Regions from separate parts of the Homo sapiens genome. Here regions 1 and 2 are each linked to region 3. Evidence: chromatin contacts called from ENCODE Hi-C or POLR2A ChIA-PET data. All regions are on one chromosome and are shown on one strand. Each heading gives the region's core, a stretch centred on a gene start or an enhancer-like site at or near the end of the contact. The rest is flanking DNA. Distances are from core to core; before and after follow the strand shown. Region 1 overlaps STK4 (serine/threonine kinase 4). Region 2 overlaps STK4 (serine/threonine kinase 4). Region 3 has its middle 21 kb from the start of WFDC3.

Evidence for each region. Hi-C counts contacts between places; a loop is a spot of excess contacts on that map. ChIA-PET counts read pairs that join two places held with the same protein, here RNA polymerase II (POLR2A). Pooled maps may share reads with other maps.
Region 1: a pooled map shows a loop between it and region 3 (3-fold over the local background). The contact joins two enhancer-like sites. A Hi-C loop is called at or near these places in 2 of 168 maps with a recorded cell type or tissue (HCT116 and PC-9) and 10 of 50 pooled maps. POLR2A ChIA-PET finds 5 or more read pairs at or near these places in 2 of 52 experiments (MCF 10A and PC-9).
Region 2: a map of IMR-90 shows a loop between it and region 3 (8-fold over the local background). The contact joins two enhancer-like sites. A Hi-C loop is called at or near these places in 4 of 168 maps with a recorded cell type or tissue (HCT116, IMR-90, PC-9 and 1 more) and 9 of 50 pooled maps. POLR2A ChIA-PET finds 5 or more read pairs at or near these places in 1 of 52 experiments (PC-9).

Annotation. Positions count from the first base shown.
Region 1 is chr20:45,034,724-45,038,063 of GRCh38, reverse strand. The region is part of intron 10 of STK4 (serine/threonine kinase 4); the gene reads right to left. Among named protein-coding and RNA genes, the nearest start is that of KCNS1, 65 kb to the left of the region's middle. Within about 2 kb of position 1,728, at least 4 of the 41 ENCODE cell types and tissues checked have a DNase peak (open chromatin) inside an H3K27ac peak, as active enhancers do.
Region 2 is chr20:45,051,131-45,054,603 of GRCh38, reverse strand. All of the region lies in intron 10 of STK4 (serine/threonine kinase 4), which reads right to left. Among named protein-coding and RNA genes, the nearest start is that of KCNS1, 48 kb to the left of the region's middle. RefSeq lists a silencer at 2,705-2,774. Within about 2 kb of position 1,328, at least 7 of the 41 ENCODE cell types and tissues checked have a DNase peak (open chromatin) inside an H3K27ac peak, as active enhancers do.
Region 3 is chr20:45,769,351-45,772,652 of GRCh38, reverse strand. No RefSeq gene overlaps it. Among named protein-coding and RNA genes, the nearest start is that of WFDC3, 21 kb to the left of the region's middle. RefSeq lists enhancers at 400-992, 993-1,586. Within about 2 kb of position 1,317, at least 5 of the 41 ENCODE cell types and tissues checked have a DNase peak (open chromatin) inside an H3K27ac peak, as active enhancers do.

The sequences.
Region 1 (3,340 bases), core at 479-2,978, 740 kb after region 3:
ACCAAATGTTTTGGGAGAGTTATTTTTGTCTCTATGAAATGGCAGATAAAGTTTCAAATTGTAGATAACTGAGTTCCCAGGAAACATCAAGATGCATTCTTGACAGTATTGACTTAAGCGTAGGCAAATAAAGCATTTCTTCTACCATTTCAATCATGATTTCTAATTATAAATAAGGTAGTAATAATTCTTGCCTCCCAGCAAGTGTCTGATTTCTAACATGTGCAGCCAAAAGCAAAAAGTACAACCTAATAATAAATGAGTAACTGACTATGTTCTGACAATTCAGTAAAGCTTCTTTGTAAAAACCCAAAGAAATCTCAACTTACAATCAGATTTGGAGCCCTGATCTAGGAGAGAATGGTTAAGATAAAGTTTCATGGAATCATAGGTTGTTATCGGCCTCCTGGGAAAAACTCAGGGCTAAAATTTATCCTTCCTTACCACAAAAAGCCAACTGAATGGCTTATAACTATCCAGGGAATTCAAACAATCAATTTTGTTCAGGTTCTGTTACTTTTATCAAATTAATTTTGAATTAACAGTTTGGTGGTTTTATATCCTGATGGACCCATTATCACACAACGTCAGATGGATATTAGCTCTCTGTGCTGCATTAGGACTCCATTTTTAATTTCTCTGATATACCAAGGAAAAAATCTAAAAGAGTACTAAATATTTCCAGCAAAAAAGGGTACATTGGGCATTAATTTACTTCACCTGAAGTTCTCTCCTTCGCTCCCTTCCTCCCCTTTTGCACACATCCACACTGGTAATGCTCCAGCTCAATTACTCAGTACTTCCTGGACCCATGCCACACTCCTTAGTATCCCCACAGACACACTTCATCTTTCAAAACACACTTCCAATGACACTTATTGGTGCCTTCCCTGGGGTTCTTGCTCTCTCTTTTGGGCTCCTACAGCCCCTTCTTTATGTACTTTATGGAGAGAACTTACCAGAATAGCCTAGAAAAATGCCACACAGTACAGATAGTTAAGAGGATGGGCTCTGGAGCCAAACTGCTTTGGTTAAAATCCTCACTGTGCCACTAACTGTCTGTATAACTGTAGTCAACCACCTCCCTTTTAGTCTCAGGGTTTTCTTTTAATTGACAAATACAGTTTGTACATATTTATTGTATACAACATGATGTTTTGAAATACAGTAGTCCCTCCCTTATCCACAGGAGATACATTCTGAAAACCCCAGTGGATGCCTGAAACTGTGGATGGTAACGAACCCTATACATTCAGCTTTTTCCCATACGTAAATACCTATAATGAAGTTTAATTTATAAAGTTGTTACAGTTAAGAATTTATCAATAACTAATAATAAAATAGAACAATTACAACAACAATTCGCGGATGGAAGATTCACATTTGTTCACAATTTTCATGGATGGATGATTCGTTCTTACCACAGATCTTAGCAACCTCAGCATATGGTTTTTCCCCCCTTATTTTTGGTCAAGAACTTTCACCTCTTCTCTTAAAAGAAGCACTTTACATCTTCTCTTTGGCAAGCTGGAATTGCCAGCATCGCTACTCTCGCACGCTGGGGACATTATTAAGCAAAATAAGGGTTCCCTGAACACAAGCACTGTTATACCTCAAAAGGTGATCTGATAACCAAATTGGCTCCTAAGTGACTAGGAGTGGGTACCGTGTACTGCACAGATATGCTGGACAAAGGGATGATTCATGTCCCAGGCGGGATGATGCGCCATGGCACAAGATTGCATCATGTTACTCAGAATGGCATGCTACTTAAAACTTAGAAACTGTTTATTTCTACAAGTTTCCATTTAATATTTTCAGACTGCAGTGGGTAACTGAAACCTCATAAAATGAACCTCATAAGGACATACTGTATGTACATACATTGTGAAATGGCTCAATCGAGCTAATTTACATGTGTGCTACCTCACATACTTACAATTTCTTTGTGGTGAGAACACTTAATTAAAATCTACTCTCTCAGTGATTTTCAAAATACAATACATTGTTTATTAACTAGTTACCATGTTGTACAATAGATCTCTTGAACTTATTCTTCCTATTAAGCCTCAGTTTTTTTACCCCTAAAATGGCAATAACAACATTCCTACTTCATGGGATGGTTCTGAGAGCGAGGTAACATATGTAATGCCTGGCACATAGTACATTTTCAATAAATGTAAGCTATCATTAGTATAATGTATCAAAATCATTTGATTATTTTCTGCTACATCATAAACTCTCTAAGCGTAATGACTATATTTGAGTTTAATTCAACTAGTAGTTGAATAAAATAATGAATGAATTCAGAGACTATGTCTGAGTTTAATTTGAAATGGTGTGCTAACTCTAAGCTGGGCAATTGCTAGGTGTTATGAATACAAAGACGGGTAAGATAAAGTGAAGGCTGTAAAAGATCTCGCAGTCTTATCTATTCACACATAGTACACACAGAGAACCTCAATAAATATAGATTGAATTAATATGTGAGGGCCAGTTACTATCAACTCTTTTTATAGAAGAAGTCATAAGAAATCTGAAAGCAACTTCATTTGAATAAATAGGAAATTTACTCTAAAAGCTAAGGATACTGAAAGCTAATAATCAACAATACTTGCAAAGCTGATAACTGACTGAAAAGTATTGTGGTTCTCTTAATCTGTATATATATAACCTGGTTAACTTTATTTAGACTAAAACCAGAAAAAAAATCTCAATTGAAAGTTTAAAAATGTATCTTGCTCTATTTATTTCTTTTAAGTTAAGCAAGTAATATATTGATATAGTAATATATTCTCTCTCTGTGTAAAGACAGCTAAAACTAAAGTTCTCTCCACAGGTAATGACTTTCAAGTTATTTTTAGATCCTGTCTTTTTTTATCTATGCAGCTGTATGTGTGCATATACATAGAAATGGTAGCATGATTTGTGTTTTATTAAATTTACACAAATTTTACAGTTTGCATTATTTTGTATTTTATCATTATATAATACACTCATATATAATGTAAACTATGCATCCAACAAAGGTGTATATATTTTTAAAAATTTATCTATATTATATATACACACACACATATACATACATAGGTATGTTTCTTAATCCTACTCTTTAACATTGATCTTTTGTTGTTGTTGTTGTTTTAAGACATGGGGTCTCACTCTGTCACTCAGGGCAGTATACAGTGGTGCAATCCTAGCTCACTGCAGCCTCGAACTCCTGGGCTCAAGAGATCCTCCCACCTCAGCCTCTCAAGTAGCTGAGATTATAGGCATATACCACCAAGCCCAGCTAATTTTTTTTCCTTTTTTTTGTAGAGATGGGGATCTCACTATGATA
Region 2 (3,473 bases), core at 79-2,578, 720 kb after region 3:
TACTTTTTCCTTTTTTTTTTTTTTTGAAAAAAAAAAAAAAAAAAGATAGGGTGTCCCACTGTTGCCCAGGCTAGAGTGCAGTGGTGCAATCATAGCTTACTGCAGCCTCAAACTCCGGGTTCAAGTGATCCTCCTGCCTCAGCCTCTTGAGTAGCAGGACTACAGGTGGGCACCACCATGCCTGGCTAATTTTTTAATTTTTTGTAGAGACAAGGTCTAGCTACATTGGTCAGGCTGGTCTCAAACTCCTGGGCTCGAGGGATCCTCCCGCTTTGGCCTCTCAAAGTGCTAGGATTACAGATGTGAGCCCCGCACCTGGCCAGGAGTCTGCACTTTTAATGAAATGTCACCCAACATCTACTACTATTGGCTAAGTGCTTTCACACTCATTTTCTCAGCTAAACAGAGAGAGAATGAAGCACGGACAGCAGTAAAGCCTATATGCGGGGCAGCATTAGCATACAGAGAACCCACGATTTAGTCACTTGCCTTGGTAACAATGAACTGGCAAATTTTCCTAAACCCAAGTTACCATAGTACTAAGTAGTTAGGGGAAAGAGATGGTGGCTTTCTCTATCTGCAAAACGGAAAATCCAGACAATCCCAACTAACTTTTGCTAAAGTTCCTGTGAGAAGTAATCAAAATTTCATGGATAGAGGTTCCCTGGGGACAAATTTTGGCTGAAAAAAAAAACAAAAAACAAAAAAAAACTACTATCTTTACACACAGCTTTGAGCAATGATTTGAACTACTTCCAACTTGTGGAATTCCCTCTTCTCAGAAATGACTGCAGGTAGTCAAGCAAATGTGAGATGATGCCTCTTGTTGGAAATATAGCAAGAGCTGGAAAATATGTCCTTTAAGACCCTTTTCAATTCTGAAAGTTTATCATTCTCTGATACAGTGTTGGAACAGATGATTGAGAGAGACAATGGCTTCTAGGAATTCAAGACATGCCCATCTGTCACCTGTGCTTACAGTGAAGCCACACAGAAGTTAACTATGGAACAGTCCTTCCTAGGGCCTAAGGTGCTAGGATACTTATTGCAGTTCTTAGGCTCCATTTCTGAGCCAGTCTGGACTCAGCTCTTTTTCTCACCATGTAGTTGAGATTAAAATTATCCTGTAGTTTAATATCAGAGAATAAATGGCCACAAGAATGAACGCTAAAGAAGAAGCCTGCCAAGCAGCCATGGATCAAGCAGTCTCCGAACCAAACAAAGGAAATGAAAAACAGTCTCAGGCTCACACAGGCTGATACTGTTTTAAGCAACCTCTTGAGGTCAAAAACCGCAGGCATTTAAGTCCTGCTCTCAAAGCCATTTCAATAACTGAGTTAAAAACCCAGCTCAAATCAGCTAGCACGATCCACCAGCAGAACCAGGCTACTGTGGTTCTGAGACAAAGATGACATTCATTTACCATGTGGTTTCTCAGAAAGCGTATCTACACAGCAGGTTTCCCTGGCAATTTTGGATACATATGTCTTTTCCAGACTGCTGTTCTTGGCTAGTTTTCTGAAAGAAAAGAGCACAAAATCTCATTATATTCCAAAGCACAAATAAATTCAGTCTCAACATACTTTAAACCAAGCTTTACAGGAAAAATAAGAAGTTGAAACAAAAATAGTGTACCCTGTCAAGAACAATTTAGGATAGTCTTCTCACCAGAAACTGCTCGACAGGACTACTTCAGTAAAAAGCCATTAACAGGCAGTGCTGTTGACCTTGGCTAGCTACTGGGCATTCACATGGCACTGCCGGGTCAGAAACCTAAACACCAAACATAGTCTCCATTCATCTTTCTTCTAGCACAGAAGAAAAGAAACTCATCAGAAAAAGTTTAAAAAGCAGAGCATGGAGATTGTCCAGAAAGGTGGTGGCAAGAGTCTGAGAGCGCAGGTGCTGATGGTTAAAACCCCAGCTTAATTCACACACTCAACAGGCAAAAAAATGCAACAATAAAAACAATCACAAAGACTCAATCCCCAAACCTCCTGTTGACAAGAAAAAAGCCTGGCTTAATATATTAGAACGACCTGAAAACAACCCAACTCCAACCAAAAAAGCCCCAAATGTTAAATGCCAAGTAAAAAGAGGATGATTAAATCAATCAAAAGAATGTAATGTGATGGGCTACTATGTGACCCTTAAAAATGATTTCACAAGTGTTTTTAATGATATGAGAAAATGTTTAAGATATGTTAAGTGAAAAAAAATCAAGATTTATTATGCATGCAGAATGATCTCAGCTGTGTAAAATAATATCTAAGTATTAAAAAACTGGAAGGAAATGTTAAAATGTAATTATTATTGCTGGGGGGGGTGGAAGAGTTGTAAGAGACATTTTCTTCTTTAAGCTTTTCTTCAGTCTCTAAACTTTCTATAATGAGTGTGTTTTTACAACTAGAAGGTTAACAAAATAGCATTGTAACATTATAGAAGAGCAAACCAACACCAAAAAAGAAGAAAATAATAACATTTATTAAGTGCTTATTGCAGGCCAGCAGTAAGGACCATTGTCCTAAAGGTGCTTTACGTGCATTACAGGTTTAGTATCCCTTATCCAAGATGCCTGGGACCAGAAGTGTTTTGGATTTTGGATTTTTGGATTTGGGATTACGCAACCTGCATCTCATTTGATACTCACGACAGCCCTATGAAAGAGGTATGACTTTACCATGTTTGACAGATAAGACAATCAAGGGTTAGACAGGTGGCATAATAGGTGGAGAAGATAGGCTATGAGCCCTAACAGAATAACTCCAGTGGTTTTAACCACTATATGCCTCTCAACCACAATGGCATAATCTGTCTCCCTGCCTGCAAGCCTGACCTAAACATAAGCCTCAATGACAAAATCTACTTTAGAAGGCACTATAATAATTTAGGATAGTGTGACTGCCAAGGTACTAAGATACTCAGATAAATATTCAAAAGAGGAACTAAAACACCTCTAATGAAGCTATAAAAAGAATCCATGTGATAGAGCAATGCATCGCTGCAGTTGAAAACATACCAGCACAACAAATCAACCCACAGCTAAATCCCACTATACAAGAGAAGCTAGTAATAACTGTCAAAGAAAGACCCCTGGTAACCACTTATTGAACTACCATGAAAAAAGGAACTCACTAAAAGATACAATAACAATGAGCTAGACAGTAAGGATTTGAATTTGTCTCCCAAAAAGCCCCCTAGCAACAAGAGGCCTGGACCATCAAAGGCTAGAGAAAAGAAAGAAACTAAAGAGAAAAATAAAAAGCATTGTACTTGATGCCAAATTATATAAAATACAACCAGCACAGAAGGACCACCTTACTTTTCTTTCAGTCTAGCACTAAAGGCCTTTTGGTTAGAAACAATCAATTTTGCTTGGCAAAAAAAGGATCAAGACATAGAAGTACTTTGGATCAAATTCTGTAGAATCAGCCTATTTGAGATGCATTAAGGTTAATGCCAAAACCAATACG
Region 3 (3,302 bases), core at 68-2,567:
CTGTAATCCCAACATTTTCGGAGGCCAAGGCAGGCAGATCACTTGAGGTCAGGAGTTCAAGACCAGCCTGACCAACATGGTGAAACCCCGTCTCTACTAAAAATACAAAAATTAGCCAGGCTTGGTGGTGCACGCCTGTAATCCCAGCTACTCAGGAGGCTGAGGCAGGAGAATTGCTTGAACCTGGGAGGTGGAAGTTCCAAGTGAGCCGAGATCCTGCCATTGCACTCCAGCCCGGGCGACAAGAGCGAAACTCCATCTCAAAAAAAAAAAAAAAAAAAAAAATCATCAGTATGGTAGAACTTTCAATGAAAAACAACAGTCTGGGAATCCTCTCATATTGCAGAATGATGTTCTGTCAGGGTGGAGAGTGGGACTGGAGAGACAGGTGTGAGCCCCAGGCACAGCTCAGGCTGAGCAATGGGAGAGCTGCTCCTTGCAGACCTTTCCTCCTCGTCTGGAGGCTCACCCTTTCCAGAGGGAGCTGCTGACCTGCTTACAGGTAGCAACGTCGAGAGAGATAGAGAGATAGATAGATGTATAGAGAGATAGAGATGGAGATGAGAGAGAGATAGAGATGAGAGAGAGTGCTGAAGGGTTAAATTTGAAAGCTGGCGGTTAAAGGCTGAGCTGGGGCCAAATTCCCACCCCCAGGTCTTTCTGGGCAGCTTTCTCTACTGTTGGACCCTGAACTAAAGAAGCCATTAGAACCTTTCCTTCCTCAGGGTTTAAGTCCATTTCAGCCTTGGTCCTGGGGTGGAAATGACCCAGGAGCAGGTCTCAGTGGACCGTGATCCTACTCTCTCACCTTGCACCCCGAAATTAGCCTCTGACCAGGTTGAAAAGCCACCCTTCTCCCCCGCCCTGCTCCTCAGCTTCCTCATCGTGGGCAGGAATGTCTGGGGCTCCAGTGTAGGCTGAGAAAGACTTGTTCTTTGACCAGAACCACGCAGCTCCTCCCTTCTCCACCCTGCTTCTTGACCATCTGGTTGTAGAAATCTCAGACTCCATATGTGCCCTTGGCCCCAGCAATACCATGGGCCCCTGCAGCCTCCACTGCTCCCGTGGGGGCATGATGTTATTGGTAAGGCGTGTAAGTGGGGTGAGGAAGGCAGGAGGCCCAGAGCGTATCCTGGCAGTGGGTTGCTCTTGAGTTGGGAGAGGTGTCTTTCCTTTCATATACAAGTTAAGCCTTCTCCTCAAGGGATTGTGTGGAGAAGCCCAGCTTCCCACAGATTCAGCAATATAAACAAAGAAGAGGCCATGTGACTGGAAAGAATTCTTTGCTGGGTGCTTCATGCTCTGCCCACCAGAGGGCAGCAGAGGTCTGTCATAGACCATTTCCAGGCAAGAGACTCAAAAGGGCAAAAGGGCATTCTAAAAGATAAAGTGAAAGCTTGCTATCAGCTGTCTAAGCTCCTGGATCCCGACTGAACTGCACTTAATAAATTAAGACCTAACATTATGCCCTCTGTTTTCATATGATGTGGCATGCTGCTTCATTTCTGGTAACATTGATATGGGGGACATTACCCACTATGTCGTATTAGTGTTTCTTGTACAAAGCCACAGGGTCAAATTCCCTGTGGAGCTCAAGATCAAGAAAAAGTTTCTCCCTCTGAGTTAGTGTGAGAATGGGCAGGGAAATAACTTACTGGGCATCGTCTGTCTTTCCAGACTCTGTGGTAGGGGCTTTCTAGAGCTGATGTTTCCATCTTCGCATTGGCTACCAGGGTGCCAAGAGCTCAGGTTTCGGAGTAAGGCCTGGGTCTGAATCTATAATCTTGTGCTGCTTATCAGCTTTGTGTGTATAATAACATTACCACACTGCCTACCTCATAGAATTGGTGTGAAGAGTCCATTATAAAGAAAGCACTGGCCAGGTGCAGTGGCTCACACCTGTAATCCCAGCACTTTGGGAGGCCGAGGTGGGTCGACCACCTGAGGCCAGGAGTTTGAGACCACCCTGGCCAACATGGTGAAACCTCGTCTCTACTAAAAATACAAAAATTAGCTGGGCATGGTGGTGGACGCCTGTAGTCCCAGCTACTCGGGAGGCTGAAGCAGGAGACTTGCTTGAACCCAGGATTTGGAGGCTGCAGTGAGCTGAGATCGTGCCACTGCACTCCAGCCTAGGCCACAGAGGGAGACTCCGTCTAAAAAAAAAAAGATTATAAAGAAAGCACTTAGCAGAGCCTGGCACAAAGCACACACTCAATAAATGTTAGCTGTTGTTATTCAGTTTCTCTGACAAAATCGATCCTTCTTGCCACCCTCTTTTATTACTTGTCCTCCCCCACCTTTTTTTTTTTTTTTTTTGAGACAGAGTCTGGCTCTGTCACCAGGCTGGAGTGCAGTGGTGCAATCTTGGCTCACTGCAACCTCCACCTTCCAGGTTCAAGCGATTCTCCTGCCTCAGCCTCCTGAGTAGGTGAGACTACAGGCGCCCACCACCACACCCAGCTAACTTTTGTAGTTTTAGTAGAAATGGGGTTTCACCATGTTGGCCAGGATGGTCTTGATCTCTTGATCTCATGATCTGCATGCCTTGGCCTCCCAAAGTGTTGGGATTACAGGTGTGAGCCACTGCGCCTGGATCCCCTACCTTTTTTCACTCTTGGTTTAAAGACTTTCATTTTCATGTAACTTGTTTTGTAGTATTTTATTTTCTGTTGTTGTTTTTTGTGACAGGGTCTCACTCTGTCTCCCAAGCTGGAGTGCAGTGGTGCAATCATGCTCACTGCAGCCTCGACCTCCCAGGTTCAAGTGATCCTCCTGCTTCAGCTCCCTAAGTAGCTGGGACTACAGATGCGCACCACCATGCCCAGCTAATTTTTGTATTTTTTGTAGAGACAGGGTTTCACCAAGTTGGCCAGGCTGGTCTCGAACTCCTGGCCTCAAATGATCCACCTGCCTTGGCCTCTCAAAGTGCTGGGGTTACAGGCGTGAGCCACTGCACCTGGCTGTTTTATAGTATTAAGTTCCTCCTTGAGTCTTGTTTGGAAGCAGGTGAGGGCAAAGGTAAATGAGAGGTAAGTTCCAGTAGAATACTTGGGCAGAAAGAAGCATCCAGAGCAGCACTCTTTCACAGAAACATAATGCAAGCCATGTATGTAATTTCAAGTTTTTTAGTAGCCACATTAAAAAACTAAACAGTGGTCTGGGCACAGTGGCTCATGCCTGTAATCTCAGCACTTTGGGAGACTGAGGTGGGAGGACTGCTTGAGCTCAGGAGTTCAAGACCAGCCTGAGCAACATAGCAAAATCTTGTCTCTACTTAAAAAAAAAAAAAAAAAGTCAGT